Regions from separate parts of the Homo sapiens genome. Here region 2 is linked to region 1. A link is a loop called in an ENCODE intact Hi-C map of the cell type or tissue named here. Cell type or tissue: HCT116. All regions are shown on one strand.

Region 1 (8,000 bases):
TGGAGATCAGCATCATGAAATTGTTGCCCTTCCCCGATCTGTTTTCTTTGATATTAATACAAGCTTCCATGATAATTCCTCTTTTCATGTCCTGGGACTCACTGCCCATAAAAATGATACTTCCAACAGCGTAGGATTATGGGTCTTTGTGTTCTCAACCATAGTTGCCTCTCTTTGCACTCCACTTCAGTTATTTACTATATGGGCTCAAGACCTATACCATATCTAAAATATTTTCTTTCTGACTATAACAATTCATCCTTTACACTAATCCCCTTATTTCATGACCCGTGAACTCTGATCTTGTGGTGATCTGATGGAAAACTTTTCCCTACTCTCCAAGAATGTTACTTCTTGCCCCCCTGGCCTCACCCAAAGATCTCATAGTGCTTTACCTTAACCTCTTTCTCTCCTCTGGCTCTAGGCCTCCCTGTTACACATGCCCATCTGAACCCCAACAATGCATCACTCTCAACCATTCACCTCTTCTGCTTCTACATATGGGTTGCCGATGTGGCTGCTGAAACCAAGCAACCATGAAGATTGATGCCACAATAAATGAGCACAGTCCAATCACAGCTGTTTTCTCAATCTACAGTGCTCAGCAATTCCTAGTCAGTCCCCTCTATCATTTAGCTCAGCTCTTCTTCTAAACTGTCACCATTCTCCACAAGCTTCTAAATCTCACTGTTCTATTGTAGAACATAACTTGTCGTCATATTTCACGTTCCTCAAACTTCCTTGCCTCCTCGTTCTCAACACAGGAAATTCCCTTCTACTACACAGAAGGAAAAAAAGAAATCAAAAATAGAAATTCCATTCACTTTCTACTAGCACATCCTATGTGCATCTGCATTCTCTTTTCCCTCATCTTCATATTATATATGACCTATGTATACTCTAATATGATGCACAGGCATACCACTGAGAGATTGCAGATTGAGTTCCAGACCACTGCAATAAAACAAATATCACAAATATTCCGGTTTCCCAGTGCACATAAAAGTTGTGTTTACACTCTAACATAGTTTAAGTGTGCAATAGCATTATACCTTAATTTAAAAATATTTTATTGCTAAAAACTGCTAAAGATCCTTCAGACCATTGCAAACTTTTTGCAGATGGATGGTCTTGCCTTGATGTTGATGGCTGCTGACAGATCAGGGTGGTGGTTGCTAAAAGGTTGGGGTGGCTGTGGCAATTTCTTAAAATTAGACAACAATGAAATTTGCTGCATCAACTGACTTATTTTCATGAAAGATTTCTCTGTAGCATGGGATGTTATTTGATAGAGTTTCATCCACAATATAACTTTAAAAATTGGAGTCAGTGCTCTCAAACCATGCTGTTGCTTTACCTGCTAAGTTTATATAATGTTTTAAATATTTTGTTTTCATTTTAACAATGTTCACAGCATCTTCACCAGGAGTAGATTCCATCTTAAGAAACCACTTTCTTTGCTCATCCAGAAGAAGCAACTTCTTATCCACTCAAGTTTGATCATCAGATTGCAACAATTAAGTCACGTATTCAGGCACCATCCCAATTATTGTTATCTTGCTATTTCAATCACATTTGCATTTATTTTCTCCACAGGAGTCTTGAACCTCTCCAAGTCATTCATGAGGATTAGAATCAACTTCTTCTGAATTCCTGTTAATGTTGATATTTTAACCTCTTCCCATGAATCATGAATGCTTTTAATGGCATCGCAAATGTTGAATCCCTTCCAGAAGTTTTTCAATTTACTTTGCCCAGATCCAACAGAGGAATGACAATCTATGGCAGCTATGGCCTCACAATGTGAAATTTTTAAATAATCAGACTTGAAAGTTCAAATTATTCCTTGGTCTACGGGCTGTAGAATGGATGTTATGTTAGCAGGCATGAAAACAACATTAATATCCTTGTATATCTCTATCAAAGCTCTAGGGTGACTAGGTGCATCATCAATGAGCAATAATATTTTAAAAGGAATTTTTTTTTCTGAGCAGTTGGTCTCAACAGTGGGCTTAAAATATTCAGCAAACCATGCTGTAAGTAGATGTGCTGTCATCCACGTTACATTTTTCCATTCATAGAGCACAGATAGAGTAAATTAAGCAGAAGTCTTAAGGATTCTCAGACTTTTGGAAGGGTGAGCACTGACTTCAACTGAAAATCACCAGCTGCATTAGCTTCTAAAAAGAGAGTCAGCCTGTCCTTTGAAGCTTTAAGCCAGGCATTAACTTCACTCTAGCTTTGACAGCCCTAGATGACATCTTCTTCCAATACAAGGCTGATTCATCCACATTGAAAACCTGTTGTTTGGTATAGCCACCTTCATCGATCATCTTTGCTAGATCTTCTGGACAATTTGCTACAGCTTCTACATCAGCACTTGCTGCTTCATCTTGTGCTTTTATGGAGGTGGCTTCTTTCCTCAAACTTCATGAACCAACCTCTGCTAGCTTCAAACTTTCCTTCTGCAGCTTTCTCACCTCTCTCATAGTTCAAAGAATTGAAGAGCATTAGGGCCTTCTTCTAGAGTAGGCTTGGCTAAAGGAGACTTGTGGCTGGTTTCATCTTCTATCCAGAGAACTGAAACTTTCTCCATATAAGCAATAAGGCTCTTTCACTTTATCACTCGTGTATTCACTGGAGTAGCACTTTTAATTTCCTTCAAAACCTTTACATTCACAACTTGGCTGGTTGGTGCAAGAAGCCTAGCTTTCAGCCTGTCTCAACTTTTGACATATGTTCCTCACTGAACTTCAATCATTTCTAGCATTAGATTGAAAGTGTGAGGTGCACAACTCTACCTTTCACTTGGACACTTGGAGGCCACTGTAGGGTTATTAAATAGCCTCATTTCAATATTGTTGTATCTCAGGGAATACTGAGGCCCGAGGTGAGGGAGAGAAATAGGGGAATGGCTATTGGTAGAGCCGTCAGAACACAAACAGTATTTATCTACTAAATTAACCATCTTATTTGGGCATAGTTTATGATGCCCCAAAACAATTACAATAGTAACATAAGGATCACTGATTGCAAATCACCATAACAGATATAACAATAATGAAGTTTGAAATACTGTTAGGAAAATGGTGGTGAGATTTGCTCAATGCAGGGTTTCCACAAACCTTCAATTTATAAAAAAAAAACACAGTATCTTTGAAACACAATGAGATATGTCTATAAAAGGCCAGTTTCTTATATATGCACATATAGGTGTATATTAGGCAAGTTTCTCATATATGTAAGGGCAATTTCTTATATATACACATTTAGGTCTGTGTTTTATATATAAAACATATATGAATATATGTCTCTGGCTCCTCTATCAGGAATTTTATTGTCAATAATGCACTTTCTATTATTTTTCTTTCTTTTTTTTTTTTTTTTTTGAGGCAGAGTCTGGCTCTGTAACCCAGGCTGGAGTGCAGTGACATGACCACGGTTCACTGCAGCGTTGACCTCCCAGGCTCAAGTGATCCTCCCGCCTCAGCCAGCCGAGTACCTGGGACTGCAGACACGCACCACCACGACTGGCTACTTTTTGCAATAATGCACTTTCTTTTCTATTTTCTTCAAACTCTTCTCTTAAAGTCTACTTGTCAATATTCTCAGATTTTCTACAATTAGCATCTACTAGTAGTATCTTTGAAACACAATGAGATATGTTTACTCATTGATAAAGTACTGCTTTTGTAAAGGTAGGATTTTTTTTTTTTCTAACTGAATTGGTGCCTTGGTTTTCACATTCAGCCAATCCAGTAGATAGTCTCAGTCTGGGAGTGCTTCAAGGTTAATACTGTCTTGCCATCTCCAGGTGCCCTCTGCTGGCACAATGAGAGTACAACATGTAAAGAAACAGTTCAGTCTGGTGAAGGTGAGACACCACTTCACACTTACCAATTACTGGGAAGTTTATAAAATGCCATCACTTTGGGAGGCCGAGGCGGGCGGATTATCTGAGGTCAGGAGTTTGTGACCAGGCTGGCCAACATGCTGAAACCCCATCTCTACTAAAACTACACACGCGCACACACACACACACACACACACACACACACATTAGCCAGGTGTGGTGGCGCATGCCTGTAATCCCAGTTACTCAGTAGGCTGAGGCAGGAGAATCGCTGGAACCTGCAGTGAGCCGAGATCTCGTCATTGCATTCAAGCCTGGGCGACAAGAGCGAAACTCCGTCTCAAAAAAAAAAAAAAAAAAACTTTCACTTCCATAACTGTATAACACTAGTTAACATGTTTAAATGTTGTTCATTTGAGCTGACATAGATAACAAGTGGACTGTCCAATATGGTAGTCACTAGTCGCCTGTGACTCATGAGCACTTGAAAAGTTCCTAGTTCAAATTGAAAGGCCGATAAATATACACCACATTTGAAGCGTTTTAGTGGCAAAAACAAAAGTAAAATATATAATAATGTATTGATTACATGCTAAGATAATATTTTAGATGTATTAAATAAAATTTTCGCAACTCATAATTTTCTACCTTTTAAAATATGGTTACTAGAGAATTGTAAATCACATATATGTCTTGCACTGTATTTGTACTTTACAATATGCTACAGATAGTACATTCTAAAGTGATAGTATCAGGCAGAAATTTCAAAGTAGGTGATAAAAAATGATTAGATGACACCTGAAATTCTCATGTAGATTGACGGTATAAAATCACTGGAAAATAAAAATCTGAGAAAGATTTTATCAATTTTTTTTGTGTTTTGAGACGGAGTCTTGCACTGTCACCTGGGCTGGAGTGCAGTGGCGCTATCTTGGCTCACTGCAATCTCGGCCTCCTGGTTCAAGCGATTCTTCTGCCTCAGCCTCCCGAGTAGCTGGGACTACAGGTGCCTGCCACCACGCCTGGCTAATTTGGTGTATTTTTAGTAGAGACAGGGTTTCACCATGTTGGCCAGGCTGATCTCAAACTCCTGACCTCAGGTGAGCCACCCGCCTCGGCCTCCCAAAGTGCTAGGATTAGAGGCGTGAGCCACCCGTGCCCAGCCGATTTCATCAATTTTTGGATCAATTTTGGAGAATCACTGATGTGTTCAGTGCCGAAAACCACCATCTGTCCTCAGAGTGGGGAGAGGGTAGGAAGTGCCTACGCCTTAATTCAGGCTTATTGAGGGGCATCAACCGGACCACTGTGAGAGCCTGCCAAGAGGCCAGTCACATGGCCTGTGGGAGCAAAATACGGGGGCTGCGACTAGGGGAGTAATATGGTTTGGATCTGCATTCCCACTCAAATCTCATATTGAATTGTATTCCTCAGTGTTGGAGGGGGGGCCCGGTGGGAGGTGACTAGATCTTGGGGGTGGATTTGTCATGAATGGTTTAGTACCGTACTGTTGGTACTGTCCTGGCAATAGTGAGTGATTCTCCCCAGATCTGGTCGTTGAAAAGTGTGTGACACTTCCCCTCTCGCTCTCTTGCTCTTGCTTTCACCACGTGATGTGGCTTCTTCCTCTTTGCCTTCCTACATGATTATAAACTTCCTGAGGCCTCCCCAGAAGCAGCTGTCACCATGTTTCCTGCACAGCCCATAGAACCATGAGCCAATTAATCCTCTGTTTTTTTGTTTTTGTTTTGAGACGGAGTCTCACTCTGTCACCCAGGCTGGAGTGCAGTGGTGCCATCTCAGCTCACTGCAACCTCCCTGTCCCAGGTTCAAGCGATTCTCCTGCCTCAACCTCCCAAGTAGTTGGGACTATAGGCAGGCGCCACCATGCCTGGCTAATTTTTTGTATTTTTAGTAGAAATGGGCTAGGCTGGCTAGGCTGGTCTCAAACTCCTGACCTCAGGTGATCTGTCTGCCTCGGCCTCCCAAAGTGCTGGAATTACAGGTGTGAGCCACTGCCACCAGACTAAACCTCTCTGTTCTTTATAAATTACCCGGTCTGAGGTATCTCTTTATAACAATGTGAGAATGGCCTAATACAGGGAGTAACTGCATTTTCAAACTTTGTCAGCATGCAGAATGCTTCTTCCTCCAGGACAGGTGTGGGCTTTTTGTGTTCTTTACAGCTATGTGTGTGGTTTAGCTTCTCAAAGAGGGCCACCTAGAGGGTAATAGGATGACAGTAGGTAGGAATTAGAGATGGACCATTGAATGCTGAGTGGAAAAGATTCTGGGAATTCAAAATGAATGATCCCCAGTGATGGGGGAGGAGAGGAGAGGGTACATATAGACATGCCATTTGACACTCATAGACAGACATGCCATTTGACACTCACAGTCCTGGTGAGGCTGTCCCTTTTCTCCATCCCCTTCCTTAGCAAAAACTACAAAGAAAAATAAGGGACCTTCTTTGCAAATCTCTGAACCCAAACATGTCTGCAAACATAAACTATTAATAACTGATAGGTTAAAAACACTAGCTATTTTTAGATGATCTCCTCTGATCCTGATTTTGCCCTTGACCCCTCCTAATACTCATTAATTGATTCATCAGATCTTGAGTAAGGCTCTGCTCAGTAAATTGGAATTCCAAGAACGTCAGAGTTGGAGAAGGCCTGAGGAGTCCTCTTTTCTTTCCATCCACAGAGTTATCCATGATTTTTGAGCTCTATGTGTCAGGCACTACAGTAGGCAACAGGGACAAGAGGTTGTATTCGGTGAGAAATCAAAATCTCCAGTGTAGCCCCATGCTACCTTGGGGAAATTCTCACACTAAAAAGATTTTGTTTGTATCTACTCACAGAACTATAAAACAGCCTGTGTGTTTGGAGAAAGTGAGTTTGGAATGGTTGGAGCACAATATGGGAGATAACTTGCAACTTCCTGAGCAGCCCAATCTAGATAAGCTTTGACTGTTACAAAAGTTCATTTGTCCAGTTTTTCAAAATATTCCAGGTGAGGAGAAGTTACTTTTACAAAATGTTTCTATTTTTCTCCAGTAATATTCTTTTATTTTTATTTATTGTTATTATTATTTTTGAGATGGAGCTTGACTCTTGTCACCCCGGCTGGAGTGCAATGGTGCGATGTCAGCTCACTGCAACCTCTGCCTCCCGGGTTCAAGTGATTCTTCTGCCTCAGCCTCCCAAGTAGCTGGGATTACAAGCATGCACCACCACTCCCAGCAAAATTTTTTTTTGTTTGTTTGAGACAGAGTCTCGCTCTGTTGCCCAGGCTGAAGTGCAGTGGTGCGATCTCGGCTCACTGTAAGCTCCGCCTCCTGGGTTCACGACATTCTCTTGCCTCAGCCTCCTGAGTACCTGGGACTACAGGTGCCTGCCACTACACCCCGGTAATTTTTTGTATTTTTAGTAGAGACGGGGTTTCACCGAGTTAGCCAGGATGGTCTCGATCTCCCTCGTGATCCACCCACCTCGGCCTCCCAAGGTGCTGGGATTACAGGCGTGAGCCACCGCGCTTGGCAATTTTTTATATTTTTAGTAGAGACGAGGTTTCACCATGTTGGCCAGGCTGGTCTCGAACTCCTGACCTCAAGTGATCTGTTGGCCTCTGCCTCCCAAAGTGCTGTGATTACAGGCATAAGCCACTGCTCCTGGCCGTAATATTCTTCATTAAAGATTACCTTTTCTGATATTTACCACGGCTTTCTTTTGGTTAGTTTCCATGACCATCTTTTTTTAATCCTTTACTTTCATTCTTTGTCATATATTTTAAATATTTCTTATATTTCTTATAAAGCTGCATATAGTTTTACCAGCCTGACAATCTTGTCTTTCAATTGGAACATTTAGTTCACAAACATTTGGGTTTGAGTCTACCATCTAACTACTATTTCTTCCATTTTTTCTTAAGTTCTTTTCAAACCAATTATATTTTATTATTTCATTTCCTTCACCATTAACTTGAGAGTGCAGGACAGTTGTCCAGATGGCCTTGGACCAATCCAGTTCTCTCCTTTTTCTTGCTTGTCATTCTCAAGAATAACTGTAGAATGTGGTGGAAATGCAGCATCCTGAGATATGGGGGGCTGGGGCAGAAGAGCCTGGGCTCTGTTTCAGTCTCCCCA
Region 2 (8,000 bases), 1.0 Mb before region 1:
CCCTCCCTCCCAATTTTCAGGGGGATGTTTTTCTTTTATATTTAGTTGCTTTTCAATAACTCACACATTTGACACTAGGAGTAAATAATAGATAAGCAGAAATTGATTTAGAGTTGGTTGTCTAGCTCTAACATCAGAAAATGAATTTTTTGCAGAGTGCAGAACAACTAAGGCATGTTCAAAAGAAAACAGTTTTCCACATCCTTGGTAGATTTCTGCAGCTCATTTCATTAAGAGGTGTTTTATGCTAACAGTATGACTAGACTGAAGCATGGCTAATAACAGGAACTGAATTTAATAGCTGCAAGGTAGAAATAACCCAAGTGTCCTTCCGTGGCTTGGATGGAGTGTAGTACATATAAATGTGTGCTTATATGTGTATGTGTATACACACATATATATATGAAAATACTTTGAAGAAATGAAAATGAATAAACTACTTATACAAAAGCTTGGATGAATTTCAAAGACATAACATTGGGCGAAAGAAGTCAGGCAAAAAGGGCTGTGAAGTTCAGAAACTGGCGAAACGAATTTATGGTGCTAAAAGTCAGAATGATAATTACCTTTGGGGGTATTGCCTGAGAAGGGACATATAGGAGACTTTGGGATGCTGCTGTGTCAAATACTTGATCTGCGTGGTAGCTATGTAAGAGTAGACATTTGTCAGTTTCATAGAGAAAAGATTTGTGTGCTTGATCTATGTAATATTTTCAATAAAACATTTATGGGTAAAACTTAAGTTTTTAAAAATGGGAAAATGATAAGTATACTGTGTAATGGTAAAATGATTTAATGTTAAGTAGTCATTACGTAAGTTTACTAAAAAATTTTACGTGATGAGAAAAGAGTGCTTAGGTTACAGCGTTGAGAGGAAACAGATTAGAGTCCAAGTCTGAATGCACTGTATTATTGCCACTATGTAAACCAAATGTCTAGAAAATTTGTAGAAAAAAATGCATCAAATGTTAGCAGTACTACAGAAATGGGTGATTTTTCTTTTTACTTCACTAAGTTTTTTCAGATTTCCTGCAATAAACGTATAAACACTTTTAATAATCAGCTGTACTAATTATTGAAAAAAAATGAGTATTTGGAGAGCGTCTTCATCTTTAAAGACCCCAATGTTTCCCATTACCTAATGCTCAAGTACTCTAGAAAATGGCACCAATCTGAGTCTGTATCCTGGATTCTCCCTCCTTCTACAAATATTCCCTGTGCCTTGAGCAAATTGGGTTTTCTCTTTTGTTGTTGTTAATTCATTAAACAGTTTTCAAGCATCGGTTATCAGCCAAGCACTCTAGGAACACAGCAACAAATGAGTGGCTGTGATTTCCTTTCCCTTGATTACTATTTCCTCTACTGGGGAAGACAATAAATAAGCGATTGTCTTAAAGACTGATTAGGTTGAAGATGGGAAAAAATTAAGAGTATTAGGAAAGTTTATCTACAAGGGAGATCACATCCAATCTAAAGGTGCAGTATTATTGCTGCTAAAGTTTTGTTTAAGCAAAGACTAAAAAGATGAATAGAAATCTGCCAAATGTAAAAGGACAGGACACGTGATGGTGGACGGGAGTGAGAACGAAGGATTAGGGATCTCAGGAAGACTGAGGAATTGTTGGGAAGTGGTGGAAGAAAATACTGTAGGACAGGAGGGAGGTGAGTCAGAGTTGGATGTTTCAGATGAAGATTTCAGAGGTGGTGTATGTCCATGTTTGCCTTGGATGCGAGTTGTGAGGCAGGATGGAGGAAAATATTATTCAAGGTGAGGATGCCGGTGGTCTGACGGCTGGTGCTGGATGCGTTACACATGTAGATGCTGACCTCACTGGAAAGACAATGGAGAGGAGTAGAAAGGAAAGACCATCTCTGTTTGCTGACTACTGTCAGACTATGCATCTTTAAAGACCCACGGGAAGCAGAACTTCTACGAGGCCATCTGTGAATTGCCCAATTTGATACATGTTGTCATTCTTTTAATTCCATAGCATCTAATGGTTCATTGCATAACTTGGTGCTCAACGAGCATTTGCTTAATTTAATGCTTCCGTGATACATCACTGTTAGAAACGGATGTGTTGAGCTAAATGAACTGTGTGTTTAACCTGCATCTATTGTTATGTTCCAACAGTTCAGGCAAACTGAATTGCCGATTCTGAAAGCAGTTTTGTTGAGAGAATACCAATCTATGTTTTTCACTTGGTATACAGCCATATAGTTTAGAAAGAATTTCCCTGTATTTGTGCTAAAAGGGTAAAACTATAGCTTTTTAAGTAGTCACTTAATGTTTATATTTCTGTTCAGTGTCTGGGTATAGTCTCACTTTTCTGTAGATAAACTTGCAACTTCAAATGACAGGCATGAATTCGAGACAGATGTCTCCCATGTCTGGAATCAAGACAAATTATATCACTTGGCTGTCACAAAGAATGCCTCTTTTGACGTTATGGAGCAATTTGTTTAATGACACAATTGCTAGGCTGTGGAACAGATGACTGTCTCCTTTGTTGCTTAGAATTCCTGGGGCACTGCAGAGAGCCAAGCAGTTGCAAAATGATTGGTGTGTCTGGATAACTCTGCAGTCACGGTGCCTGAGTGGCAGAGGAGAGGAACAACTCTGTTCTACTGGTGGCAGCTGTTCTGCCACTTTAGGGAAGGTGGGAGGTTTGTTTTCTGGTGGCCGTGCTGCCAATCTTTTTGCTTGGCTAATTATTTGAATCCATAGGATTCCAAGAGCAAACTCATAAGAGTTTGGGATGAACTCTTTAAACCTTGCCACGTGCAAAACGCTGCTGCATGTATTCTGAAAGCCCATGGAAAGAGAAGCGTGAGAGACCCCCACCTTTCAGAATTTCTAGGTGAAGATATGGATCTCTGATGAGCTAAAATAGGAAGGTGGAGTAAAACGACCCCTGGATAAGGATGTTCTTGGGGTGAAGGACTCAGGAAAAGGCATCTGTTTGAATTTTCTAGAATAAATTGGGAAAGCTTTCTAGATGAGATGCTCTAGGAAGCTGGGCTATAAAAAACTAGTAATAGTGTAATTTGCAAGAACAATGGCAATTCTATTCCTAAATTGCTTAATTCCTGGATTCAATGAAGAAAGCAGTGGGGTCTCTAACTGGAGCGCACAGTGTGCAAGAGAATCAACTAGATGCTAACCTCAAATGCCCCTTCCTGGGATTCAGCCCCAGAAATTCTAATTCAGTTGATGTTGGGTAGGGCCTAAGAAGCTGCACTTACAACAAAAAAGTATAGGTTATTTCAATGCAAATGTCTATAAATCACACTCCTCTGTGAATTGCTGGTGTTAAATATGAAAAGGTAACTTGTTTTTGCAAAATGGATGGTAGTTTCAAAGATAGAAGAGATTCTTCAGGAAAGATTTAATGGAAGAGTAGTAATTAGTGCTCTGCTTTAAAGCATGGTGGAATTTACTGCCCAGATACTATGTAAATTTTAACTTGAATGCAATCTGCATAATTAGTGCTCTTTTTTCTTTCTTTAAATTTCTGTTACAAATCTTTTATTTAAAGAAGCGAAGCTACTGTTGTCCTTCACCTTAAATTTTACCTGAGGACGGATTCACCGTACAGATATTTCTCCTGCTACTCAGAGAATCCCTAAGATAGAGAATTCATGAATTCAGGCTTCGCTTCACTGACTGGAAGGTGTTCAAGCCATTTAAAAATACAATTCTCTTAAACGTGTTTTGAGAGCTAAGCCGAAACACAGTCTAATTCGCAGAGGGAAGCAATTTCCCTCATGTCCACGAGGTGGCGCTCGCCCACCACTCCTGGCCTCCTGTGCGTAGCAAGCAGGGCTGTGATGGTGTCTAGAAGCTGAGAGAATCTGGGGAGATCCTGTCAGCATTATGGCATAGGCTTGTTTGAATTATTCTTAGAACATAGAATGACAATATACTCTGCTTTTTTCCCCACTGGTTCCAGTCTTGTCTAATGCTGAAGGTCACATTATCTTGTTCCAGAAGCAATGTTAGGATCAATTGGCTAACTAGAAGAAACAAAGACAGTTTCACAGAAAGGCAAGATAAAAAAAAAGACAAAAGGAACAAACAAAGAGGGCTGAGTCAAAAGCATGGAATCCTTCTAATAAACCTACTGAATGGGAAATGTTGGAAGGTGTGAAGAGAGAAGGAAATTGTGGCGGATGATGAATTCAGGTTTGAAAAAAAGTGAGCTCAAATCTTTCTTCTCCTTTTTTCAAGGTCAGCTGTCAAGGTCAGACCGGAGAGAACTGGAGGGGATATGGGTGATGTCACACACTGTGGCAGGCTGGGCGTTGGTTTTAGGGCTTGGCTACGGAACTCAAGGCGGCCAGACTGATGGTCATTTTCCTATTTCTTCCTCACAATCAACTCGTTAAAGTCCATGCAAATGTCTGTGGTTTGGTGAAGAATTATTACTTTATTATGGCACTATAGGGACTTCCGGAACTCTGAGAATCCATGGTCCTGAGTTGAGAGGAGGTCTGTAAGTCCTGGATAAGCCCAGTGCCTGACATTGGGCCAGCATTGCACCTTGCAGCGCCAGTGCTTCTCAGCCACTCTGTTTGAGCTCTCTTGTTGCTACCTGCCCCACCTGCTATTCTCCTGGTTCCCATAAGCTACAGAACCTTGTGTGTGCATCATGGAGCAGAACTTGACCATGATGGGGAATTTCCATCCTGGCTTATTTTGTGTGAAGCAAATAAATAATTGTGAAAAGGGTAAAGCAAAGTCCAAATGAAAATGCAGATTTTGCTGAGCTGGAAATCATCTTTAAATTTTTTTGCTTGTTTTCATAACTTATAAGGTATATTGAGAGACATTTTGAACTCAGGTCTTAACCGAAATGTTATTTTAAATATTGAGCCAAAACAAAATTATTAGCTGTAAGTTTTGAAGCAGAATGCTGATTATGTTGCAACTGCTTTTCAAAATCTTCAATGGCCTGAAAGATACAGTTAAATACTAACCTAGGTATTCAAAGCTCTCCAACAACCTTTCCAGCCCTACTTATTACTACTGTCCTGCAATACTTAAGTTATTTATATTTTTATAAAATATCTATCTTCTATATTATTATCCACATTTAAAATCTGTATGTAAGAGCAGAAAAGAATATTCCATTCTATCACAACTCAGTTGTGGATATAGGAGCTACAGTGACACAATTGTACAAAGCAGTGAAAACCTCACTTAAGGTTATCTCTGAATACTATGATGTTTACGTATTTTCCAAAGAGGATGGATATGCTTGAAAATGTCTGAATTTCTCTGTGTTGTATCAACTGAAATCCAGTCTTCCCAAATAAAACTCCTTCTTTCAGCTTAATCAAAGATCTTGTTAATAAAGATGGAAGACACGGCCGGGCACGGTGACTCACGCCTGTAATCTCAGCACTTTAGGAGGTTGAGGCAAAGTGGATCATGAGGTCAGGAGTTCAAGACCAGCCTGGCCAAGATGGTGAAACCCCGTCTCTACTAAAAATACAAAAAATTAGCCGGGCATGGTGGCAGGCACCTGTAATCCCAGCTACTAGGGAGGCTGAGGCAGGAGAATCGCTTGAACTCGGAGGGCGGAGGTTGCAGTGAGCCGAGACTGCGCCACTGCACTCCATCCTGGGTGACAGAATGAGACTCTGTCTCAAAAAAAAAAAAAAAAAGATAGAATACATGTGGCTCCCATTTCTCTATCTGAAAACAATAACAGGTTCTTTAGCTAGGGCTCATCTCAGTTACCAGGCAGCATTATTTTGGTACCATCTGAATAAAAGAATTCATGTAAATACTGAGATTTTGGGTTTACTGAAGGTTAATTCAGAATTGATTACATACACCAGTGTGATGATATTCACATTTCTTTATCATCTTCTCTCCAAAGAAAAACATGTGTGTAATCTTGACTTCTTTTCTCTGTCCCAGATAGACAGTACATCTGTAACTTGTTTGGGCATCTTCAGATTCTTTTCCCTCTGGCACCTAAAACTTATAGAATCCAACTAGACTCACCAACATCTTAGTCTGTCTTGAGTCTATTATCTTTTCTTTTATAATATTGCTGATTTCACTTAATTGTCTCATGCATTTATTCAATTAATAATCAGTAGATGTCCATACTGTGCCAAGCCCAGTGCTATACTGGAAGCAGCTTTCATCCACAAACCATTGTTTTTCACTATATAGTCAGTGCGCAATGCAGTGTAGTAAACACTGGATATATATCAGCCCAATGAATGCACAGACATACAGAGGTGAACAAGAGACATGTGTTCCCTGCCCACTGAGCTTGAATACAAGGGTCATGTCACAGACTTCTTTGAATCATTCACCTCTGGCAGTTTATTTTGCACTACAGGTCCTCTGTCCTCTGTCTCTAGTTGGTCGTCCTGTGGGCAAAAGAAAGTCTCACTCAACAATGCTCTAATTTTGATCTATATAGTTACTGTAAATCAAAATTAGGCTTCTAAAATGTATGTACAATTGTTGGCATTAAAGTGAGTCAGCAGCAATAGCAGTTTTATTATTGTCGTTCTAAGGGAAACTTAAGCTATAATGAGTTCATCTAACCTAGAGAGTAAAATTCTGGTACAAGTATGGACCTTGGGATTACAAACAGGAAAATTCTGTAATGGATGAAATTGTTCACTGGGAAACCAGGCCAGTCTTTGAGAGGTAATTGGTACCTTTCCGTATCTGCTCACAAGATTCTGGCCTTAGAATTGCTAAGGACTCACTTGTTAAACAATTGTGTTTCCTAAAGTGGAATTTCTCTTGCTATCTCTTGGACAAGAAGAAAATAATCCAGACAATCTTAGGGGTGAAACTAAGTGCTGACGTTTCTCATTTGAAGGAGTCTTTTCATACTGGAAATGAACAGTGCTTTCAGTTTATTGCTTCTTTCTTCATCCTCAAATAATTGAGTAAAGAGGTTCTTTCTGTGGCTCCCTGGGTCTAGGCTGTGACAATAGGATGTCAGAAAAAAACGTGCAACATCACTGGGAGAGGCGTTACAGGGAAGGAAACTGAGGCACAGAAGGAGAAGAGGCTGACCCCAGATCAGAGAGTCAGTGGCTGAACTGGGGCTAGAACCCTGGTTTCATGACTACCTAACTAATACTTTTTCTACTGGCTAAATCCTCCCTCAGATTCCCCCAGTCAAAGATTCATTTGCTCATGCCTTTATTTATCCAACATTTACTCAGAAAAAGATAAGGAAAGCTGTCCTAATTTCTGTGATGAATGCTGTTGCTTTAAAGTATACTATCTCATTTCACTGAATCTTCAATATTTATAATGGAGGCAGTTGAAGCCCAAGAAAGTGAAATAATTTGCCCAGTTTTACGTAGCTAGTTAAGTGGCAATACTGGCATTAGGACTCAACTCCACAAAATAAGTCTCTTTTTATTATGCCATAAACCATTGCCGGTGCCCAAAACAGTGTTAGGGATTGGGAAATGAACAGTATTTAATTTATCAGATTGAAGTCCTTTATCCTAGAGCATTTTCTACAATGTAAGATGGGGTTCCTGCTGTCATTGAGCTTGCACTCAACTTGGAGAGAAATTCTATATCCTTTAAAATGTAAGTAAAACTGCAAGTTAAGTGTCATCACCAGATTGGTATATATGATGGGACAGAGAAAAGTTACCAGCCTCATGGGATGCTTACAGGGACTGAAGAGTTAGATTGTGTGGCTGACACATAGGGCATCAATTGTTTTACTTTCAATTTGTTGAGTGATTAATATGTCTTAGAAGAGTAAAGAGAGTTAGGTTTTCAAATGTGGCAGATGTGTGAAAACCTCTTACCATCTGCAAAACAAGATTTTAAGAGATGTCGCCTGATATCCTTGTAGCTAGGAAAAAGCGGAGGGTTAGTGAAGGAAAATCGTGAAGCTCAACACATCAAAATTCAAATGTATGATTTTATTGCTCACAGTGTGTCTGTTGGCAGTATCGCTACATTCCGTGGATGGTATCACACTATACATTTA

What was found. A loop is a pair of places that touch in the nucleus more often than their neighbours do. Peaks named below come from ENCODE experiments on the same cell type or tissue, not always from the same donor. Only the 100,000 strongest peaks of a DNase experiment are listed, where the experiment ranks them.
Region 2: a loop joins it to region 1, with 9 times the contacts of the local background. A loop is called at or near these places in 78 of 110 quality-filtered maps.

The regions. Positions count from the first base shown.
Region 1 is chr3:191,413,007-191,421,006 of GRCh38, reverse strand. No RefSeq gene overlaps it. Among named protein-coding and RNA genes, the nearest start is that of PYDC2-AS1, 8.5 kb to the left of the region's middle. In HCT116, a CTCF peak has its summit at 3,806 (motif pointing left); a DNase peak (open chromatin) is centred at 3,816.
Region 2 is chr3:192,440,479-192,448,478 of GRCh38, reverse strand. All of the region lies in intron 2 of FGF12 (fibroblast growth factor 12), which reads left to right. Among named protein-coding and RNA genes, the nearest start is that of FGF12-AS2, 71 kb to the left of the region's middle. In HCT116, a CTCF peak has its summit at 3,778 (motif pointing right); a DNase peak (open chromatin) is centred at 3,808; H3K27me3 peaks cover 5,471 bases.